Linked DNA regions of Homo sapiens: region 1 is linked to region 2. A link is a loop called in an ENCODE intact Hi-C map of the cell type or tissue named here. Cell type or tissue: dorsolateral prefrontal cortex. All regions are shown on one strand. Each heading gives the region's core, and the rest is flanking DNA. Links, peaks and the distances in the headings are about the cores only. Region 1 has its middle 19 kb from the start of GFPT2. Region 2 has its middle 64 kb from the start of CNOT6.

The links. Peaks named below come from ENCODE experiments on the same cell type or tissue, not always from the same donor. Only the 100,000 strongest peaks of a DNase experiment are listed, where the experiment ranks them.
Region 1: it touches region 2 in a loop (2.1-fold over the local background); 1 of 110 quality-filtered maps calls a loop at or near these places.

Annotation. Positions count from the first base shown.
Region 1 is chr5:180,364,862-180,379,634 of GRCh38, reverse strand. No RefSeq gene overlaps it. Among named protein-coding and RNA genes, the nearest start is that of GFPT2, 19 kb to the right of the region's middle. RefSeq lists an enhancer at 8,863-9,364. In dorsolateral prefrontal cortex, for the core only: no CTCF peak of the experiment used is centred there; DNase peaks (open chromatin) are centred at 8,694 and 11,584; H3K27ac peaks cover 2,757 bases.
Region 2 is chr5:180,422,886-180,437,658 of GRCh38, reverse strand. No RefSeq gene overlaps it. Among named protein-coding and RNA genes, the nearest start is that of CNOT6, 64 kb to the left of the region's middle. RefSeq lists an enhancer at 13,319-13,818. In dorsolateral prefrontal cortex, for the core only: a CTCF peak has its summit at 6,914; a DNase peak (open chromatin) is centred at 6,918; H3K27ac peaks cover 274 bases.

The sequences.
Region 1 (14,773 bases), core at 4,081-12,080, 59 kb after region 2:
ACGGAGCAGACTGCAGGATCCCGGGGGCGGACAGAGAGCTCCAGGCCGAGGGGGGAAAGGCCTGGCATGGAGCAGAAACACGCAGGGGCCAGCCGTTCTGTGCAGCTGCAGTGAAGACACTGAACAGGAGAGTGGCCGGGGAGTGGGAGAGGGGGCACTGAGCTTGCAGCTCCGAGCAGAGGCCGGACAACACCTGGAGTCCAAGTCTGCATGTGGAGAACACACTTGGAGTGGGTTGAATTACGACCCTCTCACCCCGCAAAAAAAGATGTGTCTACATCTCAGAACCTGTGAACGTGACCTTATTTGAAAAAAGAGTCCGTGCAGGTGTAGTTAATTTAATAATCTCAAGATGAGAGCATCCTGGATTATCCAGGTAGACCCTAAATGCAAGCATGTGTCCTTAGAGGAGACACAGAGGAGAGACACAGGGAGAAGAGGAGACCCTCACGGACCACCAAGGTAATGATGTAAGTTATGCATCCACAAGTCAAGGAACACCTGGAGCTGCCAGAAACTGGGAGAGACAAGAAGGATTCTCCCCTAGGCCCTTGCTGACACCTTGATTTGGGACTTCTGGCTTGAAGAACAGTGCAAAGATAAATAGGTGTTGCCATTGAGTCACCCATTTGTAGCAGCTTGTTATGGCAGCCACTGGAAATTAACACCCACTGCAAGGGGTGAGGGTGTAGGTGGGGAAACCAGCATGGGAGGCGCTCTGCAAGACACAGCCACCCAGCTGACTCCCAAGTACATCAGGCCTGCCATGGTCAGCATTTGCTATGTTTACTCACCACCTGGATTTTTTAAAAATGTGTCTCCCTGTTTTCATTTAAATAAACTTATTTTAAAATGCAGTATTACATCACTAAGTTAAATATAAAACTAGATTCATTTCCCATAAATAGAAGGGAACCATGAACATTAATTCAATGAAAACAAAACTTACTCCATTCTAATGACATGTTCTGCTGCCTGCCAAGGTCTCTGAGTCTGTGGCCTCCTCTTTGAGTCTAAAAACATAAAATAGGGCTAGTGTCAGAGAGGCGCCCATGGCGAACTGGCGTCAGAGAGAGCTTCTCCTGCCATGTAACTCCATGTCCCTATACCCGCTAAGGTCAGCATCACTCCCACTTTGCAGGGCCCACACCTAGACAGCACAGCCCTCAAGGCTAACGTCCTCAAGCCCTGGCTGGCCCAGCCAGAGTAACTCTGCGCAACGCCGGCATACACAGGGTGGTGTTGGTGCTGTAAATCCAGCAAAATTCAGACTGAGGCGTGGGCAACAGAGTTTTCATGACGGGATGGGATGGGGTGGGGGCGGGATTGGCTGCCCTAGGGAGGTTGGAAGAAGGCGGCTACCTTGTGTCAGGAAACTTGGGGGGTCGGGGTGGGGGAAGTCGCAGGAGCCAGGCTAGGACCCAGGGCTGACCCCAAAGGGGACCCCTGTGAAGAAATGGTTGAAATTGGAGTGAGCTTTCCCTTTGGACAGTGGAGACAGTCCTAGGATGAGCCCAGTTTGGTTGGTAGTTTTAGATGTTGAGAGAGAAAGTGAAATGCACCCGTGTTTAGCTGCAGGTTGATTTCGCCATGCACGGTTTTTAAGTCACATGCACTAACTCGTACTCGAATTCCTCAACCCACAGAGCCAAAAAAGCACTGTGCCTCGGAGGGATTCCTGTGGCTGGGCTCCAGGGCCCACGCAAAGGAGTGACACGGGGCACCATGTAAATACCTGTCTGGTTCAGACACAAGCTTCCTTACATCAAAACAGCGTGAAATTGTAGGAGACCCAAATTCCAAGCCAGGAATTCAGAAGTGGAAGAAATCAGTGCCAGATGACTTTGCTTTGCCTTGCGGATGCCGTTCACACCCTGCCCCAGGAGCCTGACACTAGGGGGGACCAACAGGCCTTCCTGAGAGGGAGTGGCTCCGCAGGGTCACCTTGGGCTGGCCTTGTTCCTTTGCTAAGGGTCACAGATCCTGGGAGGTGGCTCCTCTCCGACCCCAGCAGGACAGCCCTGGAGGGCTGCACTCTCCTTGGGGCTCTCCTGCACCCTCCCCACACCTTGGTAGAGTGTCTCATTAAACTCTCCACCAAAGAAGGACATTCTGCAATATCTGAGAACATGGATGAATCCGGAGGGCATTACGCTAAGTGAAATAAGCCACTCAGAAGGACAAATACTGCCAGATTCCACTTATATCAGGTGTCTAAAATAGGCAAACTCATAGAAGTAGAGAAAAGAACGGTGGTTGCCAGTGACTGGGGGCTGGGGACACTGGGGAATTGTTTCTCAATGGCTTACAAAGTTCTGTTATGCAAGATGGATAAGTTCTAGAACTCAGTGCCCAGAGTTCATGATTCGGAATTATACACTTTAAAATATGTTAGTCAAAAAAATTAGCCAGGTGCGGTAGCACCTGCCTGTAGTCCCAGCGACTCAGAAGGCTGAAGCAGGAGAATCGCTTGAACCTGGGAGGCGGAGGTTGCAGTGAGCCGGGACTGCGCCACTGCACTCCAGCCTGGGTGACAGAGTGAGATTCCCTCTCAATAAATAAATAGATAAAATATGTTAGGAGGGTGGCTCTCGTGTTGGGTTCTTACAAAAATAAAAATAAAAGAACAAAAGGAAATTTTCAGAGGTGATGGATATGTTTAGTACCTTGGCTGTGATGGTATCCCAGGTATATGTATATCTTCAAACTCACCAAGATGTATACATCAAATGTGTGCAATTTTTGTATATCAGTTATACCTCGACAAAGCTTTAAAACAAACCAAACTCTCCTCAACTTACCATATTTGAATGTGCCCCAGGAAACAGATCCTCAAAATAGTCTCTGGGATCTGGCTGCTCACGTATTTGAGGAACACACAGCTCACACCTCCTCGCCAGAAAGAAATGGGACTTGGGACATCTGGCCTGCGGTGGCATCGTGATTACTCAAAGGATGTCTGGTAATAGCAAGAGATAAGGAGGCCAAGGCGTTGGAACAGCAAGTGGCTGCCACCCTAGCTGCTATGGCAACCATGGCCCAGGGAATAGTATCTACTCTAGAGCATCATTTTTCTTTTTTCTTTCCTTTTTTTTTTTTTTTTTTTGAGATGGAGTCTCTCTCTGTCGCCCAGGCCGGAGTGCAGTGGGGCGATCTCGGCTCACAGCAAGCTCCGCCTCCCGGGTTCACGCCATTCTCCTGCCTCAGCCTCCCGAGTAGCTGGGACTACAGGCGCCCACCACCACGCCCGGCTAATTTTTTGTATTTTTAGTAGAGACGGGGTTTCACCGTGTGAGCCAGGCTGGTCTCGATCTCCTGACCTCGTGATCTGCCTGCTTTGGCCTCCCAAAGTGCTGGCATTACATAGAAATTTTTTTAAATGACCCTTCCCCACAGAAAGCTTGAGAAGTGCTAGTGTCCCTAGGAATAAGGAGAAACTGACAGCTAAGCACGTCCAGGTGCACATGCAGGTGGAGGATGGCAACGCTCCACGGCAGCCTTGGCAGTGCTTTCATCTCCTGAGCAGCAGGGCAGATGAACTGCAAAGGTGCAGAGCTGCAGTGACAATTGAATGCTCAATGTGGCCGGGGTCCATCACACACAAGAAAGACGTGGGACCCTGAGACTTGGGAGACAGACAAGTCAGATAGGCACAAATGAGACTGAGAGCCCTGAATCCTCAGACTTCCTGAGTCTCCCTGGACAACAGAGGCAGTTCTCCAGCCCAGGGAGCTGGCCTCCCCTATGGAAGAGCCTTTCCATGATTCCCTGAATCCTCAGACCCCCTGAGTCTCTCTGGACAACAGAGGCAGTTCTCCAGCCCAGGGAGCTGGCCTCCCCTATGGAAGGGCCTTTCCATGAGTCCATGAATCCTCAGACCCCCTGAGTCTCTGGACAACAGAGGCAGTTCTCCAGCCCAGGGAGCTGGCCTCCCCTATGGAGGAGCCTTTCCATGAGTCCATGATTCTGCCTGCATACACCTGCACCCTCCGGAGCCGCTGTGCCATCAGAAGCCCAGAGACTATGGGGAGTGGATGGAGGAGAGAGGATGGATTCCAACGCATTTGGCCAAGGGGATGAAATGTGAGATTCAGTCAGCCCACAGTCATTGACATGGACACACCCTATGGTCCCGCTGGATGTGATGTGCCGGCTGGAGAGGAGGGAGAGATGCTATCGGTCTGCGGGTTGGCTGATGGAAGCTTTGAAGGAACATGGCTGAAATGTTGGAATGTCCTGGCACACTGAGTCTGGAGACCTAGGGACGTAGGCATTTGGGACACTTCCTCCACTGTGGATGCCCTTGAGTGGGTATTCACGGAAGCTGCCAATATCATCATGCTGTGCCCATTACAAGTGCCCCAGCCACACGACTTGCCTCCAGACCACCTGGCCCCCAAATTTCCAATCTCATTCTTTCCGGATCCTGCCCAGGCAATCAAGCTGTTTGCCACTGCCCCTGAGTCTGGGTATTTGTAGTGAGATTTTCACCCCAGGTCTCCCAGCAAAGCAAAGGCTTGGGCAGCCATGTTCTGACCTGTTGTTTCTCTCCTATGCCGTGTTAAAAACATGCTATCACATGTGAAAAACATGGGTGGTGGCTAACATTTTCGGTTTCCAGTAGGACCAAACCAAGGAGCCAACCCCACCCCACAATGACACTACGGCTCAGGGTTTAGCAAACTATGAACCCGATTTGCTCTGCCATCTGCTTTTGTAAACAAAGTTTTATTGGGACACAGCCACACTCATTCGCGTATGGATTGTCCACGGCCACAGCCAAGCTGAGTTGCAACAAAGATGATATGGCTCACAAAACTTCAGTATTTACTATCCGATACTTTCTGGAAAAAGTCGCCAACCCTGCTGTTGCTATCAGGAATTACTGTACCCCTCTTTGGTGACATAAAGTTTTACCTGAATGAACTGGGTGCTGAGGAGAGAAGGGGTGAGCTGTTTTGGAGATCTTCCATCTACCTTTCCTGACCCACCCTCCACTTTTCTCCATCCTGTTCTGTATTCCAGGAGGCTGGTTATGGGTCACATGGAAAGGGCTCTTTTTTCTTGTCACTTCGAGTGGGGTTCAGCCCAAGGGAGGTGTTTAGCAGAAGACTGGAGGGAGAGAGAAGAAGAAAATCCTTCCTGCAGGGCCTCCTGCGTCCCACAGCCGAAGGTCACAGCTTCTATCAGACAAACTCCACACAGCCCTTTCAGCCTCAGAGTTCCAGAAACTTCTCTCTCCCATTGCTCCTTCTGGCCTAGAAACAGTAACGGTTCCCTGCTGTTACTAGCACCAGAGTACTGCCTGTGTTCTCCTCACACCCTGTCCTCACCTTCACACACCTTCTACTAACATCTTCTCAAACTACCTATTTTGAGGGTGCCACCTGTATCCTGCAGGAATATAAAATGTAACTGCTTATTTTTTTCTATAACTATTTTTTTTCGGAGATAAGAGTCTCACTCTGTTGCCCAGGCTCAAGGGCAGTGGCTTGATCATAACTCATTGCAACCTCAAACTCCTAACTGAAGCAATTCTCCTGCCTCAGTCTCCTGAGTAGCTGGGACTACAGGCATGTGCCACCATGCCCAGCTCATTTTTCATTTTTGTAGAAATGGGATCTTGCTGTGTTGCCCAGGATGATCTCAAACTCCCAGGCTCAAGTGATTCTCCTGCCTCGGCCTCCCAATGTGCTGAGATTACGGGCATGAGCCAGCATAACTAAGCCTACAACTAAGTTTAATTTGAATTTTGTGCCCCATTCCACCAGGATGGAGTTCAATTTCAGTTTTCTGGTTATCTCCATTAGTTCAGGGTTTCACACACACATGCGTCACACATATCTGCCCCTGCCTTCTCTGGGATTTCGTGAGAATAAAGTGGCCTCACAACTGATTTGTGGGGTACAGTCCCAGCTTACTTCTGTTGTCTTGGCATGGTTACAAACAACACACCTCTTTACTCTCAGAGTCCCTGGTTTAGACAGGAAATTATGCGGTGACCCTATGTAGAAAGCACTAGGTTGGTCTGGGGGACGATCTTGTTCTCTGTTCGTAATATCCAGCTGGCACCAGCCACAATGGCCCTTATCTAGTCTGGCCCTGAGTTTTCAGTCCTCAAAGTTTCCAGCAGCCTCCTCCTCCTCTCCTGACCACAGAGCCTGCCCCATTCTGTCCTCCTCAGCTTCTTCCGCCTCCTCGGCTCTAGGCACTTGGCATATATCAGTGAACAAAACAGAAAAGAAAAAAAAAAAAAAAGCCCTGCTTGCAAGGAGTTTTCTTCTTTTATATTTTCTAAAAGATGTTTTTAGGCTATGAACTTTCCTGTGAATACCACTGTGTATGCATCCCGCACCTTATAGGTTTTAATATACACGTTCTTACACAGTTTCAGTTCTTTTTTTTTTTTTTTTTTTTTTGAGTTGTAGTCTCGCTTTGTCGCCCAGGCTAGAGTGCAGTGGCGCGATCTCGGCTCACTGCAAGCTCCGCCTCCCGGGTTCACACCATTCTCCTGCCTCAGCCTCCCGAGTAGCTGGGACTACAGGCGCCCTTCACCACGCCCGGCTAATTTTTTGTATTTTTAGTAGGACGGGGTTTCACCACATTAGCCAGGATGGTGTCCATCTCCTGACCTCATGATCCGTCCACCTCGGCCTCCCAGAGTCCTGGGATTACAGGCATGAGCCACCGCGCCTGGCCCACAGTTTCAGTTCTAATGTCCTCTTCTGCTCTAGGCTTATTTTTTTTTCTTTTTTCTTTTTTTTTTTTTTTTGGTTTTTTTTTTTTTTTTTTTGAGACAGAGTTTTGCTCTTGTTGCCCAGGCTGGAAAGCAGTGGCATGATCTCGGCTCACTCCAAGTTCCGTCTCCTGGGTTCAAGTGATTCTCCTGCCTCAGCCTCCTGAGTAGCTGGGACTACAGGCACACGCCACCACGCCCAGCTAATTTTGTATTTTTAGTAGAGACGGGGTTTCACCATGTTGGCCAGGATGGTCTCGATTTCTTGACCTCGTGATCCACCTGCCTCGGCCTCCCAAAGTGCTGGGATTACAGGCGTGAGCCACCACGCCTGGCAGAGATTTTTTTTTTTTAATTATCCTCTTATTGTAACCAGAAAAATATTTTTGCTTGATTTCTATTTTTTTTGAAAATACTTAAATTTACTATAGAATTTTATGAACATTCCTGTTACCTTCTCTTATGTTATCCTCACAAGTTATTGAGCTGGAGTATAATTCCCATTTCACATGTGAGTCCACATGTCTGGAGAGAGCTGAGCTAGCAATGAAGAGCCTTGGGATCAGAGCAGAGATCCAAACCCTAACCCAGCAGGCTCAAAGCAGCCCTGTTCCCTGCCATGAGAGGGTTCCAGGTATGGAGGCCATGCCTGGGAGGCCACAGAAATGGAGCTCTCTGGGGGAAGCGCCTGCTGGGCAGTTGCTTCTCAGCCCAGGCCTGAGCTTTGCACCGTCTCAGTGGTTGGTAGCGGAGGAATGAGGCTGTGCAGTCGCCCTCTCAGGCCCAGTAAGACACCTGATTGCCTCTGCCCAACCCCACTCCTCAGATCCCAGGGGCAGCCCTGGCCCCCCAGCTTGTCCCTTCCTCTAGGAGGGAGGTTACTAAGGCCCTGCTCGCCCAGCCAGGGTCCTCCCAGAGGGAGCTGGAAACAGGATGGAAGCTTGGCTAAGGCCTGGTGATGGAAGCTGCGGCTTGGCCTGCAAGGGGGCACCCCAGGGGCACTGGGCAGGGTCTGGGCGTCAGGCAAGTAGCCAGGTTGAATTAGGTGACTGCTGTCAACGGAGCAGTCAGGAAGGCTTCTCTGAAGTGGGGACAAGAGCCACCTGGGAAGGGAGGAAGCCTTCAGGCCGGGGAAACAGCAACCGCCAAGGCCTGGAAGAGGAGCAGCAGTTTCTTGTGCTATCCACTTTCCCTGCCATTAGAGAATGGAGCTCACATACCACTCGTGGCCCTGGAGATCACACATGCCCGGCCTCCAGCTCCCCCTTTGCGTGCGCACACACACACGCAAAACCTCTCACACCACGACTCCAGGATACGGTGGGCCCCTCTGAAAGCATCCCTAAGTGGGCCGCAGGCAAGTTTAGGGGGTGCCGGAGCTCATGCCAAAGCCCGGAGTGCAGTCCCACCTGAAGGCAGGAGTCCGCACCAGCTGGTGGCCTGGAGCTCATGCCAAAGCCCGGAGTGCAGCTCCACCTGAAGGCAGGAGTCCGCACCAGCTGGTGGCCACCTCGAGGGCCCTTGACCTGCCGGATGATCCACACAAGGCGCCCAGCCTCTCGGGCCCCTCTCCCATCTGTCCAGTGGGTGGATTGGTCCAAAGGCCTGAGACTCTCTGTAGCCCCACCACTGTCTGACTCACTCGCGATCTGAAAACAGGCAGCACACAGCTCATTTTCCTCATCCGATGACAAGACAATTTCCCAAAATCCCTTTTAGCTGGGAGGGGTGACAGAAAGGCCATCTGGCCAACACCCATCCTTGCAGCCAGTGATCATTTATTTCCCAGCTGTGTGTTCTGAAGAAAATAATGAAGGCTCTGAATGCCACCGCCAGGGTGGCTTTGCAGCTGTTCTTGGCAGTGACCCCGCTGCAGAACCCCCACTGACGGAGCGTCCTTCCCCAGCTTGAGCCGCACCCATCGGACTCCACCAGGGACACTTGAGTTTAGCTCACAGGGAACCAGAAGCAGCTGCCCCTCCCCATGGACAGCCTGCCCCTCCCTGAGCTGTGGCTCTGGGACCTTCTCTGGCCTGGCCCCTGCCCTGCCTGCAGGCTTCCTCACTGTCCTCTGAGCATGCACGCTGTGCCACGCAGTTTGCAGAGCCTGTTCTCTTCTGTCCTCATGACTGCCTGGGAGCTAGGCCTTCCCAGCCCCGTTTTACAGATGAGGAAATCAAGGCTCCAGGAGATGTGGGGGCTTGCCCAAAGTCACAGGCCAGCAGGAGCAGGCACCTGAGTGCAGATCAGGCCTCCTGGCACGGGTTCCTCTGCATCTTCCCCGTCCCCGCCCTCCACCTCTTCCCATCCAGGTCCCCCGACTCTGACCAGCCTCCAGCCCAGCTCCTTCTCTAAGCCCCAGATACATATCCAAGTGCCCATGTACCTCTCCACTGCAGAATGGGGTGTCCACTGGCACCTATCCAACCAGGCGCAACCATGTTCCTCACCTCCCCAGCCTGCTGCTGCCTTTGTTCTGAAAGCCAGCCTCGGCGCTCCTGGTGCCCTCCAGGGCTGGATCCATGGGGCATGCCACGCTTCCTTCCCTCCCTCCCCTCCCCAGCAGCTCTGGGACCGTTTGTGCTCCCCTGAAGCCTCCCGCCCACCCAGCATCCCACTGCCCCAGGGATCTTCCTAAAGTGCAGGTCCCTCCAGGTCACTTCTGTGTAAGGCCCTCCGCTGAGCCTCCCACAATGGAGGGCATGGGGAAGGACTGCCCAGCCCGCCCTATCTGTGGGCCCCACACCCTAGGCTCCCGGGCTCCACCTGCAGCACCCCATGAGGTTCCTACTTCAACCCATTGGGCTCCCCTCCCTACACACTTCCCTTCCGCCTGGCCCTGACTGCCCTGACGTCCCTCCCACTGGCCCAGGCCGACTCTTACACATTTGTGATGGACAAAAGGTTTTTTACAGGCTGGGCACGGTGGCTCAAGGCCTGGCGCAGTGGCTCATGCCTGTAATCCCAGCATTTTGGGAGGTTGAGGTGGGCGGATCATGAGGTCAGGAGTTCGAGACCAGCCTGGCCTACATAGTGAAATCCCATCTCTACTAAAAATACAAAAAAATTAGCTGAGCGTGGTGGTGTGCACCTGTAATCCCAGCTACTCGGGAGGCTGAGGCAGGAGAGTTGCTTGAACATGGGAGGTGGAGGTTGCAGTGAGCCGAGATCGCACCATTGCACTCAAGCCCGGGCAACAGTGCAAGACTCGGTCTCAAAAAAAAAAAAACAAGTTGTTTACAACCCATCGTCCATGCCTTGGTCTGTTAACAGCACCTCAGATTTGTCTGGGAGATGTCCAGCCCACCCCACCCCACCCCACGATGGGTGTGAAGCCCAGACCTGTAGTGACCATACAGTGACTGGCTCAGGGATGCATGATTCCCAACACAACCTGAGGAAATCCCAGCTCTTCCTCTGAACTTTTGGGGATGGGCGCTTGCTGTCCACTGGGGTTGCTAAGTCAGTAGGATACAAGCCTGGAACCTTCAGGGCCACCAGGCAAAGAAAACCGACCTAAAGCAGCACAGAGAAAAGCAGAGCTGAGAGACGGAGACAGGAGGAGACCTCAGTATCCGAGTGTCTGGATCCAGCTGTGCCTGCACCTGCCCATGAATTTTTCAGTTATGTGAACTAATTAAGTCCCCTTTTGACTGGCACCACTTTGAGTTTTTTCACCCAGTTGCATAGCATCAAGACTGGCTCCAGTGACCCTCTACTCCTAGGCACGGCAGGTGGCACCAGGAAGAACTGCCTGAGCCCCTGGACCCACTTGGGAACAGTACATTTCCTTTCTTTTTTGCTTCAGCTGATTTGAGGTGAGTTCTGCCCCACAGGCTTGAGGCCTGTGCTCGGCGGGACTCCAGGCTAGACTCAGAGTCAGGGGACAGAAGCTGGGAGAAGGCAGGAGAGCCTTGTGCTCAGTGGAGCTCTTGGGGCCCATCACTGTGATCCATCGAGGCACCGCAGTCACAGACTACAAGAATTTTTTCTTTTGTTTTTTTTTGAGACAGAGTCTCACTCTCGCCCAGGCTGGAGTGCAGCGGCATGATCTCGGCTCACTGCAAGCTCCGCCTCCCGGGTTCACGCCATTCTCCTGCCTCAGCCTCCCCAGTAGCTGGGACTACAGGCCCCCGCCACCACGCCCGGCTAATTTTTTTGTATTTTTAGTAGAGACGGGGTTTCACCATGTTAGCCAGGATGGTCTCGATCTCCTGACCTCGTGATCCACCCGCCTCGGCCTCCCAAAGTGCTGGGATTACAGGCGTGAACCACCGCGCCCGGCCAGGGATCTTCTTGTTGGCCCATGAGAGAACAGTGTCGCACCTCAAATGGTTTTCCAGACAGCAGGTATAGAGGCACCTGGCATGAAGTCTCATGATAGTCAGGATCTAGGACCCCCGAGTGGGCAGTCACTGTGACCTGCCTATGTTTAGGGTCAGCGGGCGCCAAGACAGGGTTGGCGAGTCCCTTCCAGGAAAGTGGCCCCTGCCATCAGGATCTCTGCTGTGACTCCATCTATGCACCTGCACCACTGGGACGTGCCAGGCTGGAAGGCTGGGAGTCTGGATGCTGGCTTGTTTTCAGTTATTTTTGCTCACCAACATCTGCAGATTCATGAGACGGTCCAAATCATTTCACTCCACTGATTGAGATCGTGATGTGGGGCAGTTTGCACCCCTAGAGGACACAGAGCCCCTTGTTCTCCCTGCCCTGACTTCTCTGCCAAGGAGCAGACTAGCCAGACAGGCTGGTGCCAAGAGGCCCGTGACCCCAACTCAGCAGCCTGGGCAGATGGGGGAGGCACCAGGGACTCCTGAGAGGAGCTGCTGGTGGGAAGGGAGGTCCAGCTCATTACACTTCTGTAGGTGTGGTCCTGTCCAGCCTATGAGGGCTCCAGGACAAAGGCCTGGCACAAGCCTCCATGGCCCCCTGGACGCGCAGCATTCCCGGGCCCTGCTTACAGGCCTGCCACTAGCCACTTTGCAGGCAGGACAGGGAAACCACGCTGCTTCTCCCAGGCAAGGGGCCAGCCTTTCTGCTTCCAGAACACCACGGTCAAGAAGCCTTCCCTCCAGATTCAGAGGTTCCCCATCTTTTTTGGTTGGAGGATGATGAAAATGTTCTCAAACTGATGGTGATGAAGGCCGCACGACTCTGGTCATGTACTAGATGACACTGAATCATACACCTTATTTTTCCCCCGTTTTACTGTGGCATAATTGACAAATGGACATTGTACATATTTGTGGCATACAGTGTGATGTTTTGATACAGATAGACATCATGAGACGACTAACACCAACCAACTAACATATCCATCACTTCACACGTTATTGGGGTTTGTGGTGTTTTGTTTGTCATTTCACACCGTTATTGGGGTTTGTGGTGTTTTGTTTGTCATTTCACACCGTTATTGGGGTTTGTGGTGTTTTGTTTTGTTTTTGTGGTGACAGCATTGGCGATCTACTTTCTTAGCAATTTTTCAGTACACACATGCTGTACCTGAGGTCTCCAGCACACATTTCCCCTGTCTAACAAAACCGCACCCACTCACCAACACTCCCTATTTTATACACATTAAGCGGGTGAATTGTATGTAAGTGAATTATATCTCAGTAAAGCTGTTAAAAATAAAGCAAGAGCACAATGAGGATTATGCAATACAACAACGTTGCTGTAGCCCTCTTCTTCTGCTTAGCAATATAACCTGTGTCTGAGTCTCAGGGCTGCGTGACCTTTCCTGGTGGGCATGTTCCATTCTTCACGTAACCCGTCCCTATTGAGGGATGTGGGTTATTTTCAACGTTTGCTAAGTATAAACAGCACCAGGTGAACATCTCAAATATTTTTTGCCCAGTTGTTCATTATCCCATTAGAATAATGCGTCAGAAAATAGACATTTTAAGGTCGTTCATATATACTACCAAATTTCTCTCTAGAAAGTTGTACCCCCAGCACTTTGGGAGGCCGAGGTGGGACAATCACTTGAGGCCAGGAGTTCGAGACCAGCTTGGCCAACATAGCGAAACCCCGTCTCTACTAAAAATACAAAAATTAGCCAGGCATGATGGTGCATGCCTGTAATCCCAGCATGAGAATCTCTTGAGCCTGGGAGGCAGAAATTGCAGTGAGCTGAGATCGCGCCACTGCACTCCAGGCTGGATGACAGAGTGAGACTCCGTCTCAAAAAAATCAAACAAACAAAAAAGAAAGTTGTACCCATGGATACTCTCCCCAGCAGTGTATGAGAGTGCCAGCTGCCTCCGTCTGATGCAAGAGGAGAATGCCAGAGGCTCGAAGCCGCAGGGAGTCAAGGCTCGGCCCTGGCCAGCCCAACTATGGAGCCAGGACTGTCCACACCCTGCAGCCGCCTCTTGTGGGCACCGGCATTTCTACACATCCCTCCCTTGTCTTCACATCTCCGGCCACTCTGGGCTCCGGGCCCTGGGGCTGCTGCTTTTCCAGCAGCACGTGGTGCCCACACAGTCTCAGTGCCTGCTCCGGGCCAGGCAGGAAATGGACATTCACGGGAGCACAGTTACAGAGGGTTTGCAGGCTGTAAAAACACTTGCTACTCTCAGACCACCCCAAGATGGGAGAGCGAATGGCATGGGGAAGTTGTGAAAGTTCTCATGGATTCCGTATTTTACAAGTCTTAGAAACACACTAGCCATGTGTGGATACTGTTTGTACACTGATTTGAACCAACAAGCTGTAAAAAGATGTTTTTGAGACAATCGAGGAAGTAGGAATAGGAAGTGAGTGTTAGATACTATTAAGGTATTATGAGTTTTGTTTGCTGTGATACTGGTATCATGGTCATAAGAGTCTTTACTTTAAAATCCACATCATGAATTACAGGCATACCCGGAAGATACTTTGTGTTTGGTTCCAGACCATCACAATAAAGTGAATATCCTAATAAAGTGAGTCACACAAGTTTTTTGGTTTCCCAGTGTATATAAAAGTTATGTTTAGGCCGGGCACATTGGCTCATGCCTGTAATCCTAGCACTTTGGGAGGCTGAGGTGAGTGGATCACCTGAGGTCAGGAGTTCGAGACCAGCCTGGCCAACATGGTGAAACCCTGTCTCTACTAAAAATACAAAAATTAGCCAGGCGTGGTGGCACGTGCCTATAGTCCCAGCTACTCGGGAGGCCGAGGCAGGAGAATCCCTTGAACCTGGAAGGCAGAGGGTGTAGTGAGCCGAGATCACGCCACTTCACTCCAGCATGGGCGACACAGTGAAACTCTGTCTCAAAACAACAACAACAACAAAAGTTATGTTTATACTATGGTCTATTATTATTATTATTAATTTTGAGACAGACTCTTGCTCTATCGCCCAGGCTGGAGTGCAGTGGCTCGATCTCGGCTCACTGAAACTCTGCCTCCCAGGTTCAAGTGATTCTCCTGCCTTGGCCTCCTGAGTAGCTGGGACTACAGGCACGCGCCACCACGCCTGGCTAACTTTGGTATTTTTGGTAGAAACAGGGTTTCACCATGTTGGCCAGGTTGGTCTCGAACTCCTGACCTTGTGATCAGCCCGCTTTGGCCTCCCAAAGTGCTGGGATTACAGGCATGAGCCACTGCGCCCGGCCTACTATAGTCTATTAAGTGTGCAATAGCATTGTGTCTAAAAAATGCACATATTTTAATCTTAAGATACTTTATTGCTAAAAAATGCTAACACAGAGACACAAAGTGAGTACTACATGCTGTTAAAAAATGCTAACACAGGGACATAAAGTGACACAAAGTGACTACATGCTGTTGAAAAAATGCACCGATAGACTTGCTCAATGCAGGGTTGCCACAAACCTTCAATTTAGTGAAAAATTCAATTTTTGAAAAATGCAATAAGGCAAAGTACAAGAAAATGAGGTATGCCTGTATTAGCAAATCAAACCATATCAGGATTTGGTCCAGCAAAACAAAACAAAGCAAAAACTGTAGGGATAGATGGAGCAAGACAGGCCAAATGTTGATAATAGCTGACTCTGGGTGATGAGTACGTGGAAGTCCATCAGATTA
Region 2 (14,773 bases), core at 3,462-11,461:
AGGAAGGCAGCACAGACAGGCCCCTGGGAGCCAGGTCAAGGACTGAAGAATACAGGAGGAGACACATGGGTACTCCCAGCACCACGCCAGGCCCACAGCGGGCCCTTATGCACAGCAGCTGCGGCCACCGTCCTGGGCAGTCTCTCCCTGGCCTGCCTTTATTTTATTTTAATTTTTTGTTGTTTAGAAATGGGATCTTGCCATGTTGCCCAGGCTGGTCTTGAACTCCTGGGTTCAAGTGATCTTCCCATCTTGGTCTCCCAAAGTGCTGGGATTACAGGTGTGAGCCGCCGGGCCCGGCCTCTCTGGTTTTCCTTTGACTGATGGGGGTGGGGACAAGCTGGGACCTTGGGGGTCAGACTCCAGCTAGCTGTGTGCTGAGGCTCCAACCCTGCTGTGTGGAGCCCTAAAGTCCTGAGCCTGAGGCTGCCCTGGGCTGGTGCTGCTGGACCGTTGGCTGCCCTGGGCTGGTGCTGCTGGACCGTTGGCTGCCCTGGGCTGGTGCTGCTGGACCATTGGCTGACCCAGCAGTCTTGGTCATCCAGGCCTGGTCTGTGGTCACTCCCCCAGCTCCAAAGCCCCTCGAGGTCGCAGCTGGAGGGAGAGGAGGTGCTACCGTCCTTAACCCAGCACCATCATGTTGGTCAGAACACTCAGACCTGGCCAAGCGGATGGAAGGGGCCTTTGCTGGGGGTAAAGCCTGGGGAAAACTTTCTTCCCTCAAAAGATGGAGAAGCTCCCAAGAGCCTCCTTCCTGCTGCCTTGTGCTCTAGACCCTGGGCTCTGGAAGGCCAGGGCAAGGCCAACTAACCAGATAAAGCTGAAAAGCAAAGGAGAATAGAGAGCCCAGGCCCTCAGCACATCGCCGGGCAGCTAAGCAGCCCTGATACTGAAATCCTGTTCCGCTCACTGCTGCTGTTTGGCATGTAGGGTGGGCATTCTGTTCCTCACAGCCAAACTGCCCTGCGGAGAAGCAGTGCAAACTGAAACCCTGCCAGCAACATGCCAGCGAGCCGCCTCCTGCAGCCTTTCCTGGAGAAGGGCTCTGTCCAAAACCCTTGATGAGAGAGCGAGGAGGATGCGATCTTGGGAAAAGGTCAAATGCCCTCACTCGAGCCCCTGGCCTGCCTCCCTAGCTGTGAAGCTGTGTGGACACTGCGGCGGATGCCCTGCCCAGAGCCGAGGCCTGCCCTAAGGTCACACGACTCTCCCCGTCTCTCTTCAGGGCAGGCTGGGCCTGGGGTGCGGGGGAATTGATTCCCCTGGGTAGAAGTGAGTGAGGAAATACCCCATCTTCTTCCACTCAGAGGGACCCCTTGAGGCTTGAGCCTCCGATTCTCTAGAAGACCCCAGGGGACAGAGCCTCGGTTGCTCCAGGGTAACTGCTCCTCGACACATTCTCATGGCCTCCCCTCCCTTCCCTGCCTCCCTTCCCCACACCCCACAGTGTTTCCTGGGAACCTGCACCCAAATAACCTACTTTGAGCACCCTGTTAACTACCTGCACATACGTCCTCGTTTCAGAGTCTGTTTCTGGGGATCCCAACTGAGACAGCAACCTCAAGCAAGCGGCACCCCCATTCGTGCCTCAGTTTCCCCATCTGTAAAGGGGGGATAATCGTGAGGGCTGGTGCCCAAGTGCCAATGCCTCCTGCTTCAGGTCACGGCACCCCACTCATCTGGGGGCTCGCCATGCCCCATGCTCAGTCTTAGTGGCACTTTCCATGCTGGTGCCCAGGCCTCCCTCGGCCCAGAGGAGCAAGCCCCAGGCAAGGCCAACTAGGGCAGCCCACCTGGGCTGTGAGCCCTGAAAGGTGTGCAGTGAGGACAGACAGACGGCTCAGTGCCCTGGCGAGGCTGCCCATGGTGCTCCCCTGCTCACCTCTCAGCCCCCACTCCAGCGGGTCTGGCTTCTGCTCGGGCCGGCCCTGGTCTCAAGCCTTCCTGCCCATTCCATAGGCTGCCCCTTGGCCTTCCATCACCCTGTCCATGCAAGCAAGCCAGGCTCCTGTGGATGGAAACAAATCCTGGCCCCCACTTCCTTTTTCCCCAGCTCTCTGCATTTCTAGGGGTCTCCAGGAGCATCTTCCATGTGTTTGATATAATGTGTGTGGCACCCTTGTCTCCTGCCAGTGGGGGGCATTGCCATGTTGCAACCCCGTTTCCATTTCCAGTGCCTTCACTGGGCACCTGAAACCTGGGAAGCACGCACTTTACCCCAGAACATGTGTTTTGAAGACAGGGACTCGACCTCTGCCTCTCCCCACAGGGACCCAGAAACCAGCCCCAAGTGGGGTTCCCTGCACCCCCTGCATCCTCCACCCCCTTCGTTTCTGTCCTCCCACTCCAAGCATCTACCCTCACATCAACCACACACACACCCAAAAATGCAAATAAGGGCTGGGCACAGTGGCTCACACCTGTAATCCTAGCACACTGGGAGTCCGAGGCGGATGGATTGCCTGAGTTCAGGAGTTTGAGACCAGCCTGGGAAACATGGTGAAACCCAGTCTCTACTAAAATTAAAAAAAAAAAAAAAAAAATTAGCCTGTAGTCCCAGCTACTCGTGAGGCTGAGGCAGGAGAATTGCTTGAACCCGGGAGGCGGAAGTTGCAGTTAGCCAAGCCAAGATCACACCACTGCACTCCAGCCTGGGCGACAGAGCGAGACTCCGTCTCCAAAAAAAAAAAAAAAAAAGCAAATAAGACAGGAACCCACGCAAGGCAGTGTACAGGGTCAGTGCACAGGGCTACTGACCCAGCGATTTGGCTGTATCCTAGTCTGGGCTCATCCTACATGACCAACGAGGTGCACAATTGAACCAACACAGTGGGGCACATGGAAGTTGCTGGACACATGACTGCCATCAAGAGCCACATCTCCAAGGACTCTACCTGCTCCCACCAGCACCTTCCAGTACCCCCAGGTCCCCACCCATCAATTAATGTAGCACAAGAGGTGGCAAAGTCATGGAAAAAAGAGATTGCCTCAATAGGGATAAACCAAGTAATTTGTGGGACAGCTATTTCATGGTAGACTAGGCAGCCTGGAAGAATGGATTAAATGCGAACAAACACACTTGGAGGAATTCCACAGTGAACTTCCAACCAGGATGCAGAGAAGTAAACATAATATCCCAAAACAAAACCGAGAAGAACTGCATGCGTGTGTGAATGGTTACATGAATGCGGAGAGAAAGGTAGGGAAGTTATACACCACGAGGTTAGAAATAGATGCCTGGAAGAGCTGGGCACGGTGGCTCACGCCTGTATCCCAGTACTTTGGGAGGCCGAGGCGGGTGGATCACCAGATTAGGAGTTTGAGACCAGCCTGGCCAACACGGTGAAACTCCATCACTACTAAAAATAAAAAAATTGACTGTGCACGGTGGCTCACACCTGTAATCCCAGCACTTTGGGAGGCCGAGGCGGGCAGATCATGAGTTCAGGAGATCGAGACCATCCTGGCTAACACAGTCAAAACTCCACCTCTACTAAAAATACAAAAAATTAACTGGGCGTGGTGGCAGGCGCCTGTAGTCCCAGCTACTCGGGAGGCTAAGGCAAAATCATTGCTTGAATCTGGGAGGTGGAAGTTGCAGTAAGCCAAGACTGTGCGACTGCACTCCGGCCTGGGCAACAGAGTGTGAGTCTGTCTCAAAAAAAAAAAAAAAAAAAGAGAAAGCGTGGAGGAGAGGAAAGAAGGGAGAAAGCTGCCAGGACCACATAGCTAGGAAGTAGGGAAGATGTTATTCAAACCCACATCCAAAGCCACTTTGGCAGAATAATGGATCTCCTTCTCTGTACGTCCTGCTCCCTATCCCCTGGTCCAGGAAGCTCTCTGTCCTCAGGGCCCTTGGAGTAAGATGCTTCCTGGAGAAACGCCTGGAGGAAGGCACAGACCAGAGCTGGTATTTGCTGGGAGGCCTTAGGGATCCATGGCTTGGACCATCCATCGCTCTTACAGGAAAAGCTTTTAGGTACAGAGACAGGGTGTACTGAATTCCAAAGGAGAGCGTGAGCTCTTGGTTAGCACAATGCTGTGACAGCCCAGTTCCCTGGGCAGGTGTGGGGCCTCCCAGAGCTGGAGCAAGTAAAGCGGAGACAAGCGTGTCTGAGCCTCTGAAAAAGGACCCTGCTTTCAACTCACTCCTCCCACCTCCCAAGGGTGAGACAGGGCCATGAGCCAGAAAGGCTCAAGGGACCCAGAATAGAGGGTATCTTCCCAGGGAGCCGCAGGAGCCAGGACCCCACTAAAAACACCAGGTCTAGCACCAGAGGCTAAAGGGCAGCAGAGCCCTGGGCCCACGCAAGGAGGGTGGACCTAAGTGCAGCCTCTAGAGAGACATGTGGGCTCCCACCCACAGCTCATGGGTGCCATGAGGGAGGCAGAAGCAAGCTAGCTGAAGAAACCCCAAAGACACAGAGTGAAGCAGGAAGTGGCAGGAGTGTGGGCATCTCTGTGTGTCCCGGATTCGTGGGTGCTTGGTCTCCCTGACTTCAAGAATGAAGCCACAAACTTTCGCAGTGAGTGTTACAATTCTTAAAGATGGTGCGTCCTGAGTTTGTTACTTTAGATGTTCAGACATGCCCACAGTTTCTTTCTTCTGGTGGGTTCGTGATCTCACTGACTTCAGAAGTGAAGCTGCAGACCTTCACAGTTAGTGTCACACCTCATAAAGGCAACTTGGACCCAATAAATTAGAAACAACATTTATCGCAAAGAGCTAACAAACTAACCTTCTCACAAGGTGGAAAAGGACCCCAGTGCTGGCTTACGCAGCCTGCTGCTTTTATTCCCTTATCTGGCCCCACCCACATCCTGCTGATTGGCCCATTTTACAGAGAGCTGATTGGTCCATTTTACAGAGAGCTGATTGGTCTGTTTTACAGAGAACTGATTGGTCCGTTTTGACAGGGTGCTGATTGGTGCGTTTACAATCCCTGAGCTAGACACAGAGTGCTGATTGGTGCATTTACAATCCTCTAGCTAGACATAAAAGTTTTCCAAGACCCGCCCCCCAGCCCAACACGACTCAGAAGTCCAGCTGGTTTTACCTAGTGGATTCTGTGCCAGGGCTGCTAGCAGCCAGTCCCGGGGCGCACGCCTACACTTCTCAGTCCTTGGGTGGTCGACGGGACCAGGCGCCGCGGAGCAGGGGGCGCACCTGTAGGGGAGAGGCTCACTGTGCGGGAGCCCACGTCGGGAGGGGTAGGGGCTAGGGGGTGGCAGGTTGCAGGTGCCGAGCCCTGCCACATGGGGAGGCTGCTGAGGCCCGGCAAGAATTCCAGTGTGCTGCAGGCAGGCCAGCAGCGTTGGGGGACCACGCACCCTCCACAGCTGCTGGCCCAGGTGCTAAGCCCCTCACCACCCGGGGCTGGTGGCCCTGGCTGGCCGCTCCGAGTGCAGGGCTCGCCGAGCCCACGCCCACCCAGAACTCGCGCTGTCCCGCGAGAGCGCACAGCCCCTGTTCGCGCCTCCCGCCAGCGCTTCTCCCTCTACACCTCCACGCAAGCAGAGGGAGCCGGCTCCGGCCTCGCCAGCCCAGAGAGGGGCTCCTGCAGTGCAGAGGCGGGCTGAAGGGCTCCTCAAGCACGGCCCGAGTGGACGCCCAGGCCAAGGAGGCGCCGAGAGAGCGAGGGCTGCTAGCACGTTGTCACCTCTCACCAGCAGCTTCAGGAGACACCAAGACTGGAGAGCCACCTACAGTGCTGCTGCAGCAGGTGCCTTCCATCTAGGTCCCCTCCCCACTGGCCCTGTCACCTCTTGAGAATCTAGAACTCAGACATCACCCTGGAAGAAGAACAGGGAGAAGAACCGTGACAGGACTGATACCTAAACACCACATAGTTGAGAAATAAAATTGGACAGGACTCACCCAGAGTGGCTCAACAAGGATTCTTCAGCACACATCTTGGGCCAGAGACAGTGGAGTCATGGCTTTTGCACATCTGGTTTGAGGACTGTGGGGTTCGTGCCCTGCCTTGCCACTTGCTGACATCTGGAGCTCCACAGTTGGCAAGGTCCAGGTTTGTCTTATTCCCCACGCTGTCCTGCCCAGTGTTGTGCACGTTATAGAAGCCAAGTAAGGACTTATTTAATGGCTATATAATTGGAGAAGAGTGTCCAGCATCTAGCCTTGGAGAAGGCTGGCCGTAATCACAATTAGAATACAAAATATTGGCCGGGCACGGTGGCTCAAACCTGTAATCCCAGCAGTTTGGGAGGCCGAGGTGGGGGGATCACCATCCTGGCCAGCACAGTGAAACCCTGTCTCTACTGAAAATACGAAAAGTAGCCAGGTGTGGTGACACGCGCCTGTAGTCCCAGCTACTCAGGAGGCTGAGGCAGAAGAATTGCTGGAACCCAGGAGGCGGAGCTTGCGGTGAGCCGAGATTACGCCACTGCACTCCAGCTTGGTGACAGAGTGAAAATCTATCTCAAAAAAAAAAAAAATACAAAACAGTTTAGCCACCCCCCCAAAACTCCCTCATGCCATCCGTTTGTAGAAAATCCAGCCCCTTGACCAGGCGAGGTGGCTCACACCTGTAATCCCAGCACTTCGGGAGACCGGGGTGGGTGGATCACCTGAAGTTAGGAGTTTGAGACCAGCCTGGCCAACATGGTGAAACCCCATCTCTACTAAAAGTACAAAAATTTAGCCTGCTGTGGTGGCACATGCCTGTAGCCCCAGCTACTCGGGAGGCAGAGGCATGAGAATCGCTTGAACCTGGGAGCTGGAGCTTGCAGTGAGCCGAGATGGCGCCATTGCACTCTAGCCTGGGCAACAGAGTGAGACTCCGTCTCAAAAAGAAAAAAGAAAATAAAACCCAGCCCCTATATTTAACTCCTGGTTACCACTGATAGATTTATCTTTTCGGGAATGTCCTATAACTTCTTGAGTGTAACCCCAGCAGAGGGCCTCAGACATTCGTGCTAGTTACTACACGTATCAATAGCTCATTGTTCTTAGCACTGGGAGTCTTTCATGCTATGAATGAACCACAGTTTATCCATTCACTTGTGTTATTTCTGATTTTTTGGCAATTATGAATTGAGCTGCTGTAAACATTGGTGTAAGATTTTTGTGTGGCCGGGCACGGTGGCTCACGCCTGTAATCCCAGCACTTTGGGAGGCCGAGGCAGGCCGATCACGAGGTCAGGAGATCGAGACCATCCTAGCTAACACGTGAAACCCCGTCTCTACTAAAAATACAAAAAATTAGCCGGGCGTGGTGGCGGGCACCTGTAGTCCCAGCTACTCGGGAGGCCGAGGCAGGAGAATGGTGTGAACCCGGGAGGCGGAGCTTGCCGTCAGCCAAGATAGCGCCACTGCATTCCCGCAGCGAAAGAGCGAGACTCTGTCTCAAAAAAAAAAAAAAAAAAAAAAAAAAAGGATTTTTGTGTGAATATATGTTTTCATTTCTCTCAGAAACACCTGAGTGGGACTCCAGAGTCATATATAAGCACATGTTTAGCTCTGTAAGAAGCTGCTAAGCTTACCCAAAGTGGCTGCACCATTTTTGTGCTCCCACCAGCAATGGATGTGAGTTCCAGTTACTTTGTATCCAGCACTTGGTATTGACAGAGTTTATTTGAGGGTTTGCTTAATTCTAGTCATTCTCAAAGGTATGTGATGGTATCTCATTTTGGTTTTAATTTGCAGAGCAAAACGTTTCCATTTTGGTGAAGTCATATTTATCAAGTTCTACTTTTTTTTTTTTGAGACGGAGTCTCTGTCACCCAGGCTGTAGTGCAGTGGTGCAATCTTGGCTCACTGCCACTTCCACCTCCCCAGTTCAAGCGATTCTCCCACTTCAGCCTCCTGAGTAGCAGGGATTACAGGCGCCCGCCACCACAACCGGCTAATTTTTGCATTTTTAGTAGAGACGGGATTTCACCATGTTGGCCAGGCTGGTCTTGAACTCCTGACCTCAAGTGATCCACCCGCCTCAGCCTCCCCAAAGTGCTAAGATTACAGACATGAGCCACCACACCTGGCTCTATTAAGTTTTACTTTTGTGAGTCATGCTTTTGGTATTGTATCTGAGAACTCTGCCTAAGCTAAGATCATGAAGGTTTTCTCCTACACTTTCAAGTTTTCTAAGTTTTCATTTTATATTTAGATATATGATCCATTTTGACTTAATTTTTGTATAATGTGAGGTTTGGGTTGAGGTTCATTATTATTGCAACAAAACTGTTGAAAATATTATCCATTCTTTGTCAAATCGTCTTTGCACCTTTCTAAAAGATAAATTGCCCGTAATTGTGTGGGTCAATTTCTAGACTTTCTATTCCTTTGAATTCATCTATGTGTCTGCCCCCTCTCCAGTACCGTGCTGTCTTGATGACTGTAACTTTATAAGGTCTTAAAATCAAATAGCGTGGAGTTCCACTTGTGGCCAAGATCGATAAACAGGGACCGGATTGACCCTCCTTCCTAAAACAGCAGCAACAAATAAACAAAACCAGGCAAAATATGTGAAACAATGGTTTTCAAGACACAGGACAATGTAGGACAGTAATCCCTGACAGACGGGAAGCAAACAAGATGTTCCCTGCAATTACCCCAGCTTGCCTTGAGGTGGTTTCCAGGCTGTGGAGCAGAAAAGGAAACTGAGGCAGATTCAGTAGCCTTCTTGAGGAGATGTGGTTGAGAGAGAACAAGGCCACTAAAGGTCACAGGACAGAATTCCAGGGAGGAGAGAGTTGTGCAGAGAGAGAACTGGGGAGATTTGTACAGGGCCCTCCTGAGTAAGCACCAGAGCACACGCATATGCGGAAACTACCCATGGCCAGGGCAAGAACCTCATGGAAGGGTTACAGGGAGCACGGCCTGGACACAGCCTGAAACCCAAACAGGGCTGGGAACACTGTTCTCACCGGCTTACAGGAAAAACTCATAATTCACGGGCTATTGGGTACAGTGTTCAGGGAGGTCTTGCCTTAATAATAGGGAATAATTACCCGTAGACGGCGTTGCTTTGGACCTGCATAACAAGTAATAAAAGCAAGATCTGAAAGGATCAAGTTGTTTCCAAGTAACTTAACTGTGTCTTAGAACAAAGTTCAAGAATTCCCACAGAATACAAAAATATTCAGCACCCAACAAGATGAAATTCACAGTATCTAGCATCCAGTCAAAGATCACCTGGTGTACAAAGAAGCCAGAACGCATGCCTCCTAATGGGAAGAATCATCAAATCAAGACCTACCCAGAACGACGTATACGTTAGAATTAGCAGACAAGAGCGTTAAGACAGTTACTGTGCCCCGATTACAACACTCAGTACGTTAGTTATGGACATAGCACTTCCAGAGATGAAAATTACAATGCCGAATATGAAAAATACACTGAGTGGGATTAAGGGCAGGTCAAACATTTTAGGAGAAAAAGGGTAGCGAATTTGAAAAACAAGGAGAAAAAAGTAAATTAAAAAATGAAAAGAGCATAAATGATTTGTAGGAAGGCTTCAGACAACATAATACGTGTGTAATTTGGAATCATCAAGGGAGAGGAGAGAGAAGAAAAGGAACAGAAAAAATACTTGAAGAAATAATGGTCCTGAGTTTCCCAAAGTTAATTAAAAATAAATTCACAGATGCAGGAAGCTCAACAAAGCTCAAGCAAAAGAAACCAGAAAAAAATCACATCATAATCACAAAGCTTCAAACCAGTAATAAAGAGAAAAACTTCAAAGCAGCCCCAGAAATCCTTCTATACAGAGGAACAAAGATAAAGCTGACACTAGATTTCTTGTCTGGAGAAGACAGTGGAATAGTGAAAATATTTTTCAAAAATAAAAGTGATGGGCAGGCATGGTGGCTCATGCCTGTAAACCCAATAGTTTGGAGGTGAAGGTGGGAGGATCTTTTGAGGCCAGGGGTTCAAGACCAGCCTGGGCGACATAGCAAGCTCTTATCTCTACAAAAAGATTTAAAAAATAGCCGGGCACGCTGGTGCACACCTACAGTCCTAGCTACTCAGGAGGCTGAAGCAGGAGGATCCCTTGAGCCCAGGAGTTTGAGGCTGCAGTGAGCTATGATTGCACCACTGCACTCCAGCCTGGGCAACATTGAACAACAGAGGCCAGATGCGGTGGCTCACACCTGCAATCCTAGCACTTTGGGAGGTCAAGGTGGGTGGATTGCCTGAGTCCAGGAGTTCAAGACGAGCCTGGGCAACATGGCGAAACCCCATCTCTACTAAAAATAAAGTATCCGGGCATGGTGGTGTGTGCTTGCCGTCCCAGCTATCTGGGGTCTAAGGTGGGAGAATGGCTTGAGCCCAGGAGGTCAAGGCTGCAGTGAGCCATGATCATTCCACTGTACTCCAGCCTGGGCGACAGAGCAAGACCTCATCTAAAAAAAAAAAATGAGCAACAGAAAGATAGCTCTGAAATCCTCAAATATTTCAAAACTCAGTTAAACAATTCTAAATAACCCATGGGTGAAAGAATAAATCAAAAGTAAATTAGCCAAATTAGTAATTATTCTGAATGGAATGAAAGTGAAAAAACAAAATATCAGAACTTGTGGGATGCAGGTGAAGTGCGAAATTTATGGCACTATATGCTTCTATTAGAAAAGAGAAAATATCTCAAATCGATGGCTTCAGATTATACCATAAGAAACAAGAAAAAGGAGAACAAATACAATGCAAAGCAAGCAGAAGAAATATAAGAATCAAAGAGGAGCCGGGCGCGGTGGCTCACGCCTGTAATCCCAGCACTTTGGAAGGCCGAGGCGGGCGGATCACGAGGTCAGGAGATCGAGACCATCCTGGCTAACACGGTGAAACCCCATCTCTACTAAAAATACAAAAAATTAGCCAGGCGTGGTGGCGGGCGCCTGTAGTCCCAGCTACTCGGGAGGCTGAGGCAGGAGAATGGTGTGAACCTGGGAGGCGGAGCTTGCGGTGAGCCGGGATCGCTACACTGCACTCCAGCCTGGGAGACAGTGCGAGACTCAGTTTCAAAATATATATAAAATATATATATATAATGTATACATTATATATAATATATACATTATATGTGATATATACATTATATATGTATACATTATATATAATATATATATTATATATATATATATGCCGGGCATAGTGGCTCACGCTTGTAATCCCAGGGCTTTGGGAGGCTGAGGCGGGTGGATCACGAGGTCAGGAGATCGAGACCATCCTGGCTAACAGGGTGAAACCCCGTCTCTACTAAAAAATACAAAAAATTAGCCGGGCGTCATAGCGGGCGCCTGTAGTCCCAGCTACTCTGGAGGCTGAGGCAGGAGAATGGCGTGAGCCCTGGAGGCAGAGCTTGCAGAGATAGCACCACTGCACTCCAGCCTGGGCGACAGAGCGAGACTCCGTCTCAAAAAAAAAAAAAAAAAAAAAAGAATCAAAGAGGAAATCAATAAAATTGAAAACAAAAAAAAGAGAGACCTATAAAATTGGTAAACTTCTAGCCAAATTGATTAGAATGAAAGAGAGGATACAAATTCAAGAGCAGAAATGAAAGAGATTATAGTACTACAAATTCCACAAGTATTTGAAGGATGATGAAGTAATATTATAAAACAATCGAGACCTGGACTGGCATGGTGGCTCACACCTGTAATCCCAGCACTTTGGGAGGCCGAGGCGGGCGGATCACGAGGTCAGGAGATCGAGACCATCCTGGCTAACACAGTGAAACCCCGTCTCTACTAAAAATACAAAAAATTAGCCGGGCGTGGTGGCGGGCACCTGTAATCCCAGCTACTTGGAGAGGCTGAGGCAGGAGAATGGTGTGAACCTGGGAGGCGGAGCTTGCGGTGAGCCGAGATCGCTACACTGCACTCCAGCCTGGGAGACAGCGCGAGACTCAGTTTCAAAATATATATAAAATATATATAATATTTACATTATAAGTAATATATACATTATATATAATATGTACATTATATATTATATATTATATATATTATATATATATATAGGCCGGGCACAGTGGCTCACGCTTGTAATCCCAGGGCTTTGGGAGGCTGAGGTGGGTGGATCACCTGAGGTCAGGAGGTCAAAAGCAGCCTGGCCAACAGTGAAACCTCGTCTCTACTAAAAATACAAAAATTAGCCAGGCGTGGTGGTCGGTGCCTGTAATCCCAGCTACTCGGGAGGCTGAGACAGGAGAATTGCTTGAACCTGGGCGGTGGAGGTTGCAGTGAGCTGAGATAGCACCATTACACTCCCACCTGGGCAACAGAGTGAGACTCCATCTCAAAAAAAAAAAAAAAAAGAAAAAAAAAAAAGAAAGAAAGAAAGACATATTGTCTATAAATTTGAAAGCCTAGATTAAATGCACAAATTCCTTGGAAGCCACAGACATTAAAAATGACTCAAGAAGAAACAGATAACTTAAGTAGCACTTTGTTTATTAAAGAAATTAAATTCGTAGTTACAAACTCACCCACAAAGAAAACTCCAGGCCCTGGTGCTTTCACTGGGGAATTCTACCAAACATTTAAATAAGAAATAATAACGATTTTACACAAACAAATCCATAAAATTGAAGTGAAGAGAATATTTCCCAGCTATTTCTATGAGGCTGCTATTATGCTGATATCAAAACCGAAGACAAGGCTGGGCATGGTGGCGGGCACCTGTAATCCCAGCTACTTGGGAGGCCGAGACAGGAGAATTGCTTGAACCCAGGAGGCAGAGCTTGCAGTGAGCCAAGATACTGCGACTGAACTCCAGCGCGGGAGACAGAGTGAGACTCCATCTCAAAATAATAATAATTATCATCATCCAAAGACATTACAAGAAAAGAAAATTAAGGACTAAAATCTCTAATGAATATAGATGAATTTTTTAAAGAAAAGTTTATAAAGATTAACTTATAAAGATTAATACATTATGACCTATAGGGGTTTATCTCAAGAAGGCAAGTTTGGCTTAGCATTCATTCAAAAATCGAATAAAATATGTCATGTTTAGTGGGTTGACTAGTGTCCCTCAAAAATGTATGTTGGCTGGGCGCAGTGGCTCACGCCTGTAATCCCAGCACTTTGGGAGGCTGAGGCAGGTGGATCACCCGAGGTCGGGAGTTCGAGACCAGCCTGACCAACATGGAGAAACCCCATCTCTACTAAAAATACAAAATTAGCTGGTGTAGTGGCACATGCCTATAATCCCAGCCTCCCGAGGGAGGCTGAGGCAGAAGAATTGCTTGAACCCAGGAGGTGCAGATTACAGTGGGCAGAGATTGTGCCATTGCACTCCAGCCTGGGCAACAAGAACGAGACTCTGTCTCAAAAAAAAAAAAAAAAAACAACTGTGTGTCAGCCGGGCACAGTGACTCATGTCTGTAATTCCAGCACTTTGGGAGCCTGAGGTGGGAGGCTCGCTTGAGCCCGGAGTTTGAGATGAGCCTGGGAAACATAGTAAGATGCTGCCTCTACAAAAAATTTAAAAATTAGCTGTGTGTAGTGGTATGCACCCGTGGTCTTGGCTACCTGGGAGGCTGAGGCAGGTGGATTGCCTGAGTCCAGGACTTTGAGGCTGCAGTGAGCTGTGATCGTGCCACTGCCCTTCAGCCTAGACAACAGAGCGAGGCCATGTCTCAAAAAAAAAAAAAAAAAAAAAAAGGTCATTTCCACCCAGAACCTCAGAATGTGACCTTATTTGGAAATAGTCTTTTTAGATGTAATTAGTTAAGGATCTCAGATGAAACTGTCCGGAATTTAGGGTGGTCCCTAAGTCCAATGACTGGTGTCCTTGTAAGGAGAGAAGTGACCACAGAGGCAAACAAGAAGGGCCGTGTGAAGGTGAAGGCAGACAGAGATCAGCGCTGCGCCACCATTACCCAGGGAAGGCCTGGGGCCACCAGACGCTGGAAACAGCAGGCAGGTTCTTCCCTGGAGCTTTGAGTGAGCATGGCCCAGCTGGCACCTTGATTTCAGATTTCTAGCCTCCATAACCATGAGAGAATCAATTTTTGTGTTTTAAAGACACCAAGTTTGTGGTAATCTGTTACCATAGGAAACTAGTACACCATATTAAGAAACTAAAAAAGAAAAATCATATAATCACCTCAATCAATTAAAGAAAAAGCATTTGACAAAATCCAACATCTACTCCTGATAAAAAACAAGTTTCAGCAAACTAGGGAGCTTCCTCAACCTGGTAAAGAGCGTATGGAAAACCTCCAGCTAACATAATATTAATACTGAAAGGCTAAATACCTTTTCCTACAACCAGGAATGTGGCAAAAATATTCACCCTCACCACCTCCACTCAGGATTGCACTGGAGGCTCTAGCCAGTGCAGTCAGGCATAAAAAAGAAATAAAAGTCATCCAAATTGGGAAAGAAGAAAAAAACAATGGTTTTATTCACAGATGGCATGATCCCCTATGGAGAAACTATGATGAAATCTACAAACAAAACAAAACAAAAAAAAACCCTACTAGAATTCATAACTGGGTTTAGCAAGATTGCAGAGTTCGAAATAAATATACAAAATTAATTATATTTCTACATATCAGGATTGAAAAATGAGATATTGAAGTTAAAGATAAACATCATTTAAAATAGCATTAAAATATGACAAATCTGAGAAAATATGTGAAAGGCCTGTGTATTCACACTACAAACCATATCTGAGAAAAATTAAAGACTATCTAAATAAATGGGGAGATATACTTCACTCATGTGCTGGAAGATTCTCTATTGCTAAGATGTTTGCTCTACCAAAGTTAATCTACAGATTCAGTGCCATCTCAGTCATAATCCC